3 separate regions of the Homo sapiens genome follow, and all the other regions are linked to region 2. The links are chromatin contacts, found by Hi-C or POLR2A ChIA-PET in ENCODE. All regions are on one chromosome and are shown on one strand. Each heading gives the region's core, a stretch centred on a gene start or an enhancer-like site at or near the end of the contact. The rest is flanking DNA. Distances are from core to core; before and after follow the strand shown. Region 1 overlaps NFAM1 (NFAT activating protein with ITAM motif 1). Region 2 holds the start of CENPM (centromere protein M). Region 3 holds the start of PHF5A (PHD finger protein 5A).

Region 1 (2,877 bases), core at 221-2,720, 470 kb after region 2:
TGTGGAGAGCGGGGCCTGGAGGTGGCTGCAAGGAGCACCCCTGAGGCTCAGGGAGGGCAGAGTTGGGGCAGAGAGTGAGGAGGGGCTGGTGAGGACCTGAACTCTCCTGCCTGGCCTGCCCTGCTGCAGGGGCAGGGAGTTTGGCCCAGGGGGAGTTTTCTGAACAGGAGCTTCTTGAACCTGCTGAATGTGGATAGGATGGTGCAGGGAGAGGGGAGAGGGCACCCATAGTGAGGACCATGGGGGAGGAGGGGTGGAGCAGGAGGGCAGCAGGGCCATCAGAGGCAGGGTTGCCACACGGTGTCTGGGAGGGCCCCCGCCCCGTCCCCGGGCTTGGCTGTTTGTTTTGAGTCTTCAACTCCTCTCCTGTGCCTCCCCACCCCCACAGAACTGCAAGCGCAGACATCTCATCTGGGCAGCGCCGTGGATCCCTGCTTAGTCTGCCCACCCTGCTTTACAGGAGACTGTGTTTTGGGGGGTGACACACCCTCCATCCCTCACTTCTCTGCAGCTCCAGGGAAGTCCCTCCCACACTGTGAGGAAGCCTTGGGCCTGGCCAGAAATAGGGGCGATGAGCGGGGGCGTTTGGGAAAAGCCCAGGTTCTGGAGGCAACAGGCCTGGATGCGGCTCCTGGCTCTGCCACTTCAAGGCTGTGCAACTTGGGCAGCTGGCTTTACTTCTCTGACCTCAGTGTCTCCCCACAACACAGGGGGAGCAACAATGCCAGCCTTAAGGGGTTGTGGTGGGATTAATTGGGACCTGGAACCCAGCTACTTGCCACGGGCCAGGCTGCCTTTCCCCAGGGACAAGAATGAGACAGGGAGTCCTCCTTGGGGATCTACAAAGGCAAATCCCAGCTGGGTGTGGTGGCTCATGCCTATTAACCCCAGCACTTTGGGAGGCCGAGGCAGGCAGATCACATGAGGTCAGAAGTTCAAGACCAGCCTGGCCAACATGGTGAAACCCCTTCTATACTAAAAATACAAAAAAGTATCTGGGTGTAGTGGCACAAGCCTATAGTCTCAGATACTTGGGAGGGTAAGGCAAGAGAATCGCTTGAACCCAGGAGGCGGAGATTGCAGTGAGCCGAGATCGCACTGCTACACTCCAGCCTGGGTGACAAGAGCTATCTCTGTTTTTTTTTTTTTTAAAAGGCAAATGCCAGCCCTATACCCTTCTGCCGGGTTAAATGACATGCCCTCAGTGCAGGGCACATAGGCCCTGATGGTCCAGGCACAGAAGGACCCCCAGGGGTCTTTCCCTGACCCAGACTTGGGCACTGTCCCTGTCCCGGGCGCTGGCCTGGCCTGGCTGAAGGCCCCTCAGGGGTGTGGTGTGTGCAGGGCTGGGGGCATGAACAGCCCTCTGCCTTCAGCCTCCAGCTGCTCTTCTCCCACCCTTGTTGGGAAAGAGTTTGTCAACCGCCCACGGGTGCCTGAGTCCTTCCTTTTCCGGTTCTTCTTATGAATCTGTGGCTGCTTGAACTTGGAGTTTGAGAGCTGGGCGGAGTTGCTATCCTCCCACACCTGGCGCGGGGACCACATGCCGAGTGAGTCCCTGGCGGGGTGTGCCCCCACGTGTTTGTGTGCCCACCTGGCAGCTTTCCTGTGGATCACTGATGTTCAGGATCAGACCTGCCCACCACCTGCACAACGCCCCCATCCCTCCAACTCAACAGCTCCCATCCAGTCCCCTCTCCTGCCCAACCAGGGCTGTCTCTGTGGCTCTGAGTCCCCAGCGATCCACAAACTCATCCTGCTCCTGCCCTGCCTGAACCGGCAGGGGCTCCCTGCTGGAGGAGACCCAGGAAGGAGTCTGAAATCAATTTACGGGGTCAAGACAAGCAATTAAAAAAAATAGAACATGAAGCATTTCATGCGTAGTAAGGGCACTGTTTGCGACCTTCTAGTTTCAGTTATATTCATACAATTGGGTTCAGACAGGGTCACGCTAAAACATGCATCTCTTAACTTTGGGCCACTGCTAAGAAAAATGGAAAGTCCCTGGCTTGGAGGATCCAGTTCTTGCCTCCCAGGACCTGCACAGCCCCGCTCAGCTGCTCTCTGGCCCTCACTCGCCCACTCCTGCGTAGACGTCAGCCTGCCACACTCCGGCGCCTTCGCCCGTGCTGTTCCGGCTGTGCGGAATGTCCTACCCATTCCTTCCTCTCCTGGGCTTTGGGGTCCCCCTCTGTCTCCAGGACATGCTCACTTCCTCCCTGAGCCACTCCTGGGTGTCTGGCTGCCCCGCACAGCACAGACTCTCAGGCGTCACTGTTAAGCCATGTGATCAGAAGAGCCAATGTCCCCTGGGTTTGGTTTCACCTTTTGCAGATGACAAAACTGAGGCTCAGAGAAGGCAAGAGGTTTGCCCAAATTGCAGTGGTAGACATGGGATTTTAAGCTGGGTCCCTTTGAGTCTGTAATCCCACTCTTGGTTTTTTTTTTTTTTTTTTTTTTTTTTTTTTTTTTTTCTGAGGCAGAATTTTGCTCTTGTACCCAGGCTCGAGTGAAATGGCACGATCTCGGCTCACTACAACCTCCACCTCCCCGGTTCAAGCAATTCTCCTGCCTCAGCTTCCCAAGTTGCTAGGATTACAGGCATGCGCCACCTCGCCTGGCTAATTTTGTATTTTTAGTAGAGGTGGGGTTTCACCATGTTGGCCAGGCTAGTCTCGAACTCCTGAACTTGGGTGATTTCTTGAGCTCAGGACTTTAAGATCAGCCTGCAGAATATAGTGAGACCCCATCTCTACTCAATAAATAAATAAATTAGCCAGGCATGATGGCATGCCTGTAGTCCTAGCTACTCAGGAGGCTGAGGCAGGAGGATCACCTGAGCCTGGGAGTTCGAAGCTGCAATGAATTATGATCATG
Region 2 (2,881 bases), core at 112-2,611:
AGATTGACCTCAGCCAGCCTCTCCCATCCTCACCACTTCCCATCACAAGTTAGGTCACCGTCTCAGCACAGTCCTGAGCCAGGCCTGCCTGAGCCCTGACTGCCCCTTCCTCTGGCTCTCACCTGTATTTGCTGTGAAGATTAACCACAAACACGATCAGGTCAATTCGGGGCCGATTCACACTGGAGGGCAAAGGGAGGGACTTTGCCAAGTGGCTGAAAAACAGGAAATTGCAGGACTCAAGATATCCGTACCCCCCTCATAGCGACCGTTTAAATGCTGCCCTTCATGTGGAAAGAGGCCGTCAAGGGCTCCCCACCTCATCCTAGCCACCCGAGGCTCTTGTGGCCACGACTCCTTGGGCCAGCACAGAGGCAGGACAGGTCCGGTCCTATTCAGATTACTCCTGTCTGATTCCCTCTGCCAGAAACGGGCTCTGTTTAGTCACCACCTCGGCAAGGGGAGGTTGGGATATAAGACGGCATGGGACTAGCCAGCTACGCTGCATGCTGGGAGAAGGACCAGCCTCAGAGGAGGGGGCGCTGGGCTTCGGAGTTTAGCAGCTAGGACCGAATCCCTCTGGAGTGAGAGACACGTGGGCCCAGGCCACAGCCGCGGCTACTTACACCTTCAGCTCGGAGGCGCAGTCCTCTTTGAGCATCGAGTCCGCCAGCTGCTGCAGAAGAGCATCCTCCGTGCCCACCAGCTGCGCAGGGAGAGAGAGCGGACAGTCGAGCCCTAGGCACAGCACCCCCTGGGGAGGGCCTGGCCCTTCGACCCACTCCCGGGGGGATCGGGACACCGCCAGCAGGCGGCTCGGAGGACATTTCCCGAGAAGTGGACCCCGCGAAGCGGCACGGGCTGGGGGCCTGAGGTTTGGACCCGCTGCAGGCCTGTGGGCACCGCACTCTCTACTACCCGACCCTCGCTCCCACCGCCGGCCTCTCCAGGAGGCCAGACCCCCAGACGCGGGAAAACCAATTCCAGGCGCGGGAACTCGCCAATCAGAAGCTGGGAAAGGGTCCGCCGAGCACCTATTGGTGGGTGCGTCCCTCAACCTCAGAGAGCGGCTACTCCAATTGGTTCAGAGCATGGCTCTCCGCCTATTCCCCGCCCCCGCCACGGTAGCGCGCGCTGGCTTGGCGCCTCAGAGAGCTCAGTTGACCTAGTGGCTGAAGCACCGCCCAGGAGGAAAAACCGGCGGGGGAAGCAGGGCCGCCTGCACCTACCAAGATGGTGGCCGTGTTCAGGCCGGGCAGCTTGTCCAGGGGCCTCAACACCGACATCACAGCCGCAGGACCAACCGTTGCTCCTGCGGTGCGCGCCGATCTTTCAAACCGCCCTGAGTCCAGCCCCTAGAGCGCGGCCTGGGGGCACGTGCCTCCTTATAGGCGGGGCTTCGCGGGACGGGACGGGGCCTCTTAAAGGAACCGAACCTTTATCTCCTTTTCTGAGGGGCGTTCCAGCGCTACCCGTGGAACACGTGGTGGACAGGCCTTTGGTTCCACGCTCCACAGTAAGCAGGTTTTTAGTGATTCCTTTGTTCACTTTCATTCATTCATGCTCATACACAGTACTTTTTTTTTTTTTTTTTGAGACAGAGTCTCGCTTTGTGGCCCAGGCTGGAGTGCAATGCGCGCAATCTCGGCTCACTGCAACTTCTGCCTCCCGAGTTTAAGCGATTCTCCTGCCTCAGCCTCCCAAGGAGCTGGGACTACGGGCGCGCGTCACCACGCCCGACTTATTTTTTTATTTTTAGTAGAGACGGGGTTTCTCCAAGTTGCCCAGGCCGGTCTCAAACTCCTGGCCTCAAGTGATCCCGCCTCGGCCTCCCAAAGTGAGTGCTGAGATTACAGACGTGAGCCACCGTGCCTGGCCCTTTTTTTTTTTTTTTTTTTGGAGCGTCACTTTGTTGCCCAGGCTGGACTATAGTGACACGATCATAGCTCACTACAGCTTCAAACTCCTGGGCTCAAGTCATCTTCCTGGCTTAGCCTCCTGAGTAGCTGGAACTACAGGCAAGTGCCACCATGGGGATCTGGCCATGTTGCCCAGGTGGGTCGTAAACTCCTGGCCTCAAGCAGCCCTCCTGCTTCAGCCTCCTGAGTAGCTGGGACTACCGCTGCACACCAGCAGGCCCTGCCAATTGACTGCTTTTACAGTGAGTGGTAAGCATGCTGTTCTTTGTCCAATGGGAGACTTTACCTCATCTTTCAAGGTTCCTTGCTGCAAACACAGCCTGAGTACAGAGCTGTCAGGGTCTTGCTTTCTTGACATACCCAGCAAGAACATGCAGGGACGCTCAGGGCCCATAGCAAACTGGTTCTGCCAACAGTTATATAATAACTTGTTCACTGTCTCTACATCTAAAATGTAAGAAACAAGAGGTTAGAGACTTTGTCACTTTGTATGTCCAGCACTCTAAAAGTCCCTGGTACATCGTAGTTAATAAATATTTGTTGAGTGAATGGATGGATTACATTCATCCATTCATTCTCAGCAGTCATTCATTCATCATTTCCTATGCCCAGACCCAATGCCCTACCCTAGGAAGTCAGTTGAATCAGACATTATTGATTAACTTAGTTTGATGGGGGTGGGATAGACAATGATAACAGTGTGTTCATTGTTGTAATAACTGGGAGAGCAGAGACACTGTCTAGCCTAAATCCTTCTTACTGCAGACTAAACTAACTGTGTCTTGCTCAGAAAGATCAGGACGTAAATGGCCCCATAGAGCCACTGCCCTCAGCACAGATACGGCTTTCATTCCTCATGGCATGGGGTGTGGAGAGGACTTCCTGAAAGTCAAGCAGTAGTAGGCACTATGACAAGAAAATAAAGTAAGCTGAACGCCGTGGCTCATGCCTATAACCCAGCA
Region 3 (3,095 bases), core at 574-3,073, 480 kb before region 2:
CCAGCTACTTGGGAGGATGAGATGGGAGGATCGTTTGAGCCCAGGGGGTCAAGGCTGCAGTGAGCCTTGCACATGATCATGCCACTGCACCCCAGCCTGGGCCACAGAGCAAGAGACCCCATCTCAAAAAAACAAAAAACAAGAAGCAAAAAACAAAAAACAAAACACTTTTTTTTTTTTTGAGATGGGATCTTGCTCTGTGGCCCAGGCTGGTCTTTAACTCCTGGACTAAAGTGATCCTCCTAACTTGGACTCCCAAAGTGCTGAGATTACAGGTGTGGGCCACCACGCCCAGCCGGATGTCATTTCTGAATAAGAATAACCACAGAGACATGAATGAGAGGGCTCTCCAAATTGCTGGTCTTGACAAAGATTTGCTTCCCTTGCATTCTTCCCCTTGATGCAAAATAACTGCCTTTTATTGGACTACACCCAGTTTGACTCACAGAACTTGAAGAAATTATAACCTAGATGACTAGATGAACACAGTAATCTCCATAGACCATAGGAGATTGCAGTGGATGGCAAAGTGTTACTAAACAAAAGGAGGAAAGGTCAGATGGAAAGCTGTACACTTACGTCCTTCTCCTGGATGGTGCACTCCTTACAATAATAGGCATCAGAGACCCCAGGTCCTCCACAGATCACACAGCGCCCCTGGTAAGATCCATAGTTACACTCATCACATATGCGCACCAGAGTGCAGGGACGCACATAGGAGTCACAAATCACACACTTGCCATCACCTGTAAGGAAGAGAATGGAGTCATGCTCACAAGTTCTTCAGTCCTCTGCTATCTCCTGCCATGGGGAAATATACTAGTCTCCTGGGAAATACACTAGTCTCCTTTTGACAGTGACTTTAGGGCCCTCCTCTTGGCATCACAAAACTTGGTTTCCCCAGTGTCCATCTCAAGCCCCTCAACACATACAAAAGTTTACCAATTAACATATGTGAAGAGCTTAGAAAAGCACCTCGGAGATGATAAGCCTGTATAATTGCTGGCAAAGTGCTGTGTGTTGGGGAGGGGTCATGCTACTCTGGCGATTCTTCCCGTTGAAAACTAGAGAGATACAGCGTTAAATGTGCAAGCGGCAGTGGGGAGTTAGAGGGGCCTTTGGCTAAAGTGCAGCATTCAGTGTTCACATACTTCCAGGCACATCTACTCAAAGCCCTCTTTGTGGCACTTTTGCTGGTTCCACAGAAAACTGGGAGTGGGAAGGGTGGGTTGTTGGGACGGTGTGTTCCACTCACATTTTTCACACAGTCTTCCGATGGCTGCAAGATGAAAGATGGTAAAAAGTACAATTAGAATAAAGGTTTTGAGAAAGAGGAGAAGTACATCCTCGAGCTGGGGGTAGGGACATGAGTAAGGACTGCAGTGAGTGAGACCTGCGGATAGCCATTTTATCATTACAAATTTCCATATGAACCAAACCTACATCCAAGCACCCTCCTGAATCTCCTCCAACGCCCTGGGCAAGCTCAGAGTTTCTCTGGACCTGGTTCAGACCCCACCCCCCGATACCTGCCTGGGGCTCCCAGCACGCGCACCCCCGCCCTCTTCTCATCAGAGGCCACAAACCTGCGCGCTCCTACAACACCCCGCGCCTGAGAGGCGGGAAACGTGGCGCCTGCGAGGCAAGCCCCTAAGGAAGAGACGGGAACCCCCGACCCCCCAGCTCCTAATACCACCCCTGCCCAGACAGCCAGGGGTAGGGCGCAGTCTCACCAACACCAGCCTGCTTGCGGCAAAAGATCAAATCAGGATGATGTTTAGCCATAGCTCCTAACTAAGCCGGCCACCGGAAGCTTCGGGAACTTCCGTCCGACCTTTAACCCCCATTGTTCCTGCCTCCACGTCGCTGTGATTGGTTCTCTAAGCTTCCGTCAGTTTACAATCCTTGCACCAGGCCCGTCTTGCTCTCGCGCGAGTTTTTGTCGCTGCTGGGCGGCCAGGTCCTGGCAGGTGCATGAAACTCTTAAAAACTCTCCCAGATTTGGATGGCGGAGATAACTAAAATTTGTTCTTGGGTAAAACATCTTTGTGCTTGGTATCTATTTCTGCAAGTGTCTTTGGGCAGTCCGATTTCCTCTTGCGTGTCTGTTCGTTGCACGTGAGCTCCGCCCATTGCGTTCACAGGGTTCTGGCGCCTCTAGGGAGGCCTCGCCTTCACCGTGACGCCCCACTCTTCCGGGCACGCCCCTGCCCAAAGGCTTTAAAGGCGCCGTGTGGGACGTCACTTTAATGCGACCTCATCTTTGTCAGTGCACAAAATGGCGCCCTACAGCCTACTGGTGACTCGGCTGCAGGTGAGCGAGCTCAGGGACCTCTGGGTTCACGGGGGCGGGGTGCCTCCTACTGTGCCGGCGGCTGTGGGCGAGGCAGGGCGAGGCGGGCCCAACCTGGGGCCAACTTCTCGTGTACCTGTCCCGGTTGTGGGCCCGGCACCCGTGCCCGCTTCTCTGGTGCCCTAGGTCAAGGCGTCCCCGGCACAGTCAGCTTTCCTGGCCCTGTCCCTGCCTCGCAAGAAGCGTGGGCCCAAGCAGCGGCGGCCGGGTGAAGAGCGGAGGCACCTCTTTCTTCTTTTTGAGGACAGCATTGCCTGCTCCCGTGGGGTGTGTTTCCATTCCTCAAGGTGAGGACAAGGTGACTAGGGGGCGCGGTCGTTGTTGAGTCTTCTAGGCCCAGTTCCTGAGGCCTCACTTCCCATCTCTTAGCAACAGAGGCATGACAGCATCTACGGTTGCCAGGCCTGGAGTCTGGAGAAGAAACTAGGACCCTGTACCACCTTTTGAGGACCCTGCGGAACGTGGAATGTCGGGGAGGGGGGCGGTCTTCTGGGCCCATACGTAGTAAATAATATAATAATAGTCTCTCACCTTTGCACAAGATTTGAGGCCTGTTTTAATTCTTCATAATATTATTTGATTCCTGTAATCGTAGGAATGAGGTGGTTTTTCTCATTTGATAGATGATAAAGCTGGTAGAAAGTAGGTGAAAGTTCTGATTCTCAAGAGTGTCACCGAAGTGCTGTGGCAGAAGCATGGGCCCTACCACCACTCAGTTCTTGTTTATGTCAGCCTGCCCTCA

What was found. A loop is a pair of places that touch in the nucleus more often than their neighbours do. ChIA-PET counts read pairs that join two places held with the same protein, here RNA polymerase II (POLR2A). Pooled maps may share reads with other maps.
Region 1: a pooled map shows a loop between it and region 2 (2.2-fold over the local background). The contact joins the enhancer-like site here to the promoter of CENPM in region 2. A Hi-C loop is called at or near these places in 1 of 50 pooled maps. POLR2A ChIA-PET finds 5 or more read pairs at or near these places in 3 of 52 experiments (GM12878, activated CD4-positive, alpha-beta T cell and activated T-cell).
Region 3: a loop to region 2 is called in a map of CD4-positive, alpha-beta memory T cell, with 9 times the contacts of the local background. The contact joins the promoter of PHF5A here to the promoter of CENPM in region 2. A Hi-C loop is called at or near these places in 1 of 168 maps with a recorded cell type or tissue (CD4-positive, alpha-beta memory T cell), 1 of 37 single-sample maps with no recorded cell type and 8 of 50 pooled maps. POLR2A ChIA-PET finds 5 or more read pairs at or near these places in 2 of 52 experiments (CD4-positive, alpha-beta memory T cell and PC-9).

Annotation. Positions count from the first base shown.
Region 1 is chr22:42,417,553-42,420,429 of GRCh38, forward strand. All of the region lies in intron 1 of NFAM1 (NFAT activating protein with ITAM motif 1), which reads right to left. Among named protein-coding and RNA genes, the nearest start is that of NFAM1, 13 kb to the right of the region's middle. RefSeq lists an enhancer at 1,831-1,950. Within about 2 kb of position 1,471, at least 5 of the 41 ENCODE cell types and tissues checked have a DNase peak (open chromatin) inside an H3K27ac peak, as active enhancers do; they include GM12878, where a contact is called at or near this core.
Region 2 is chr22:41,945,791-41,948,671 of GRCh38, forward strand. CENPM (centromere protein M) reads right to left here and starts at 1,362. Exons shown (of 6, transcript NM_024053.5): 1 at 1,230-1,362; 2 at 627-706; 3 at 123-215. The coding sequence starts at 1,286. It also overlaps a transcript of SMIM45 not described here. RefSeq lists an enhancer at 1,166-1,375.
Region 3 is chr22:41,466,869-41,469,963 of GRCh38, forward strand. PHF5A (PHD finger protein 5A) reads right to left here and starts at 1,824. Exons shown (of 4, transcript NM_032758.4): 1 at 1,734-1,824; 2 at 1,256-1,279; 3 at 580-746. The coding sequence starts at 1,785. ACO2 (aconitase 2) reads left to right here and starts at 2,249. Exons shown (of 18, transcript NM_001098.3): 1 at 2,249-2,314. The coding sequence starts at 2,279. RefSeq lists enhancers at 1,554-2,223, 1,793-2,354, 2,355-2,916.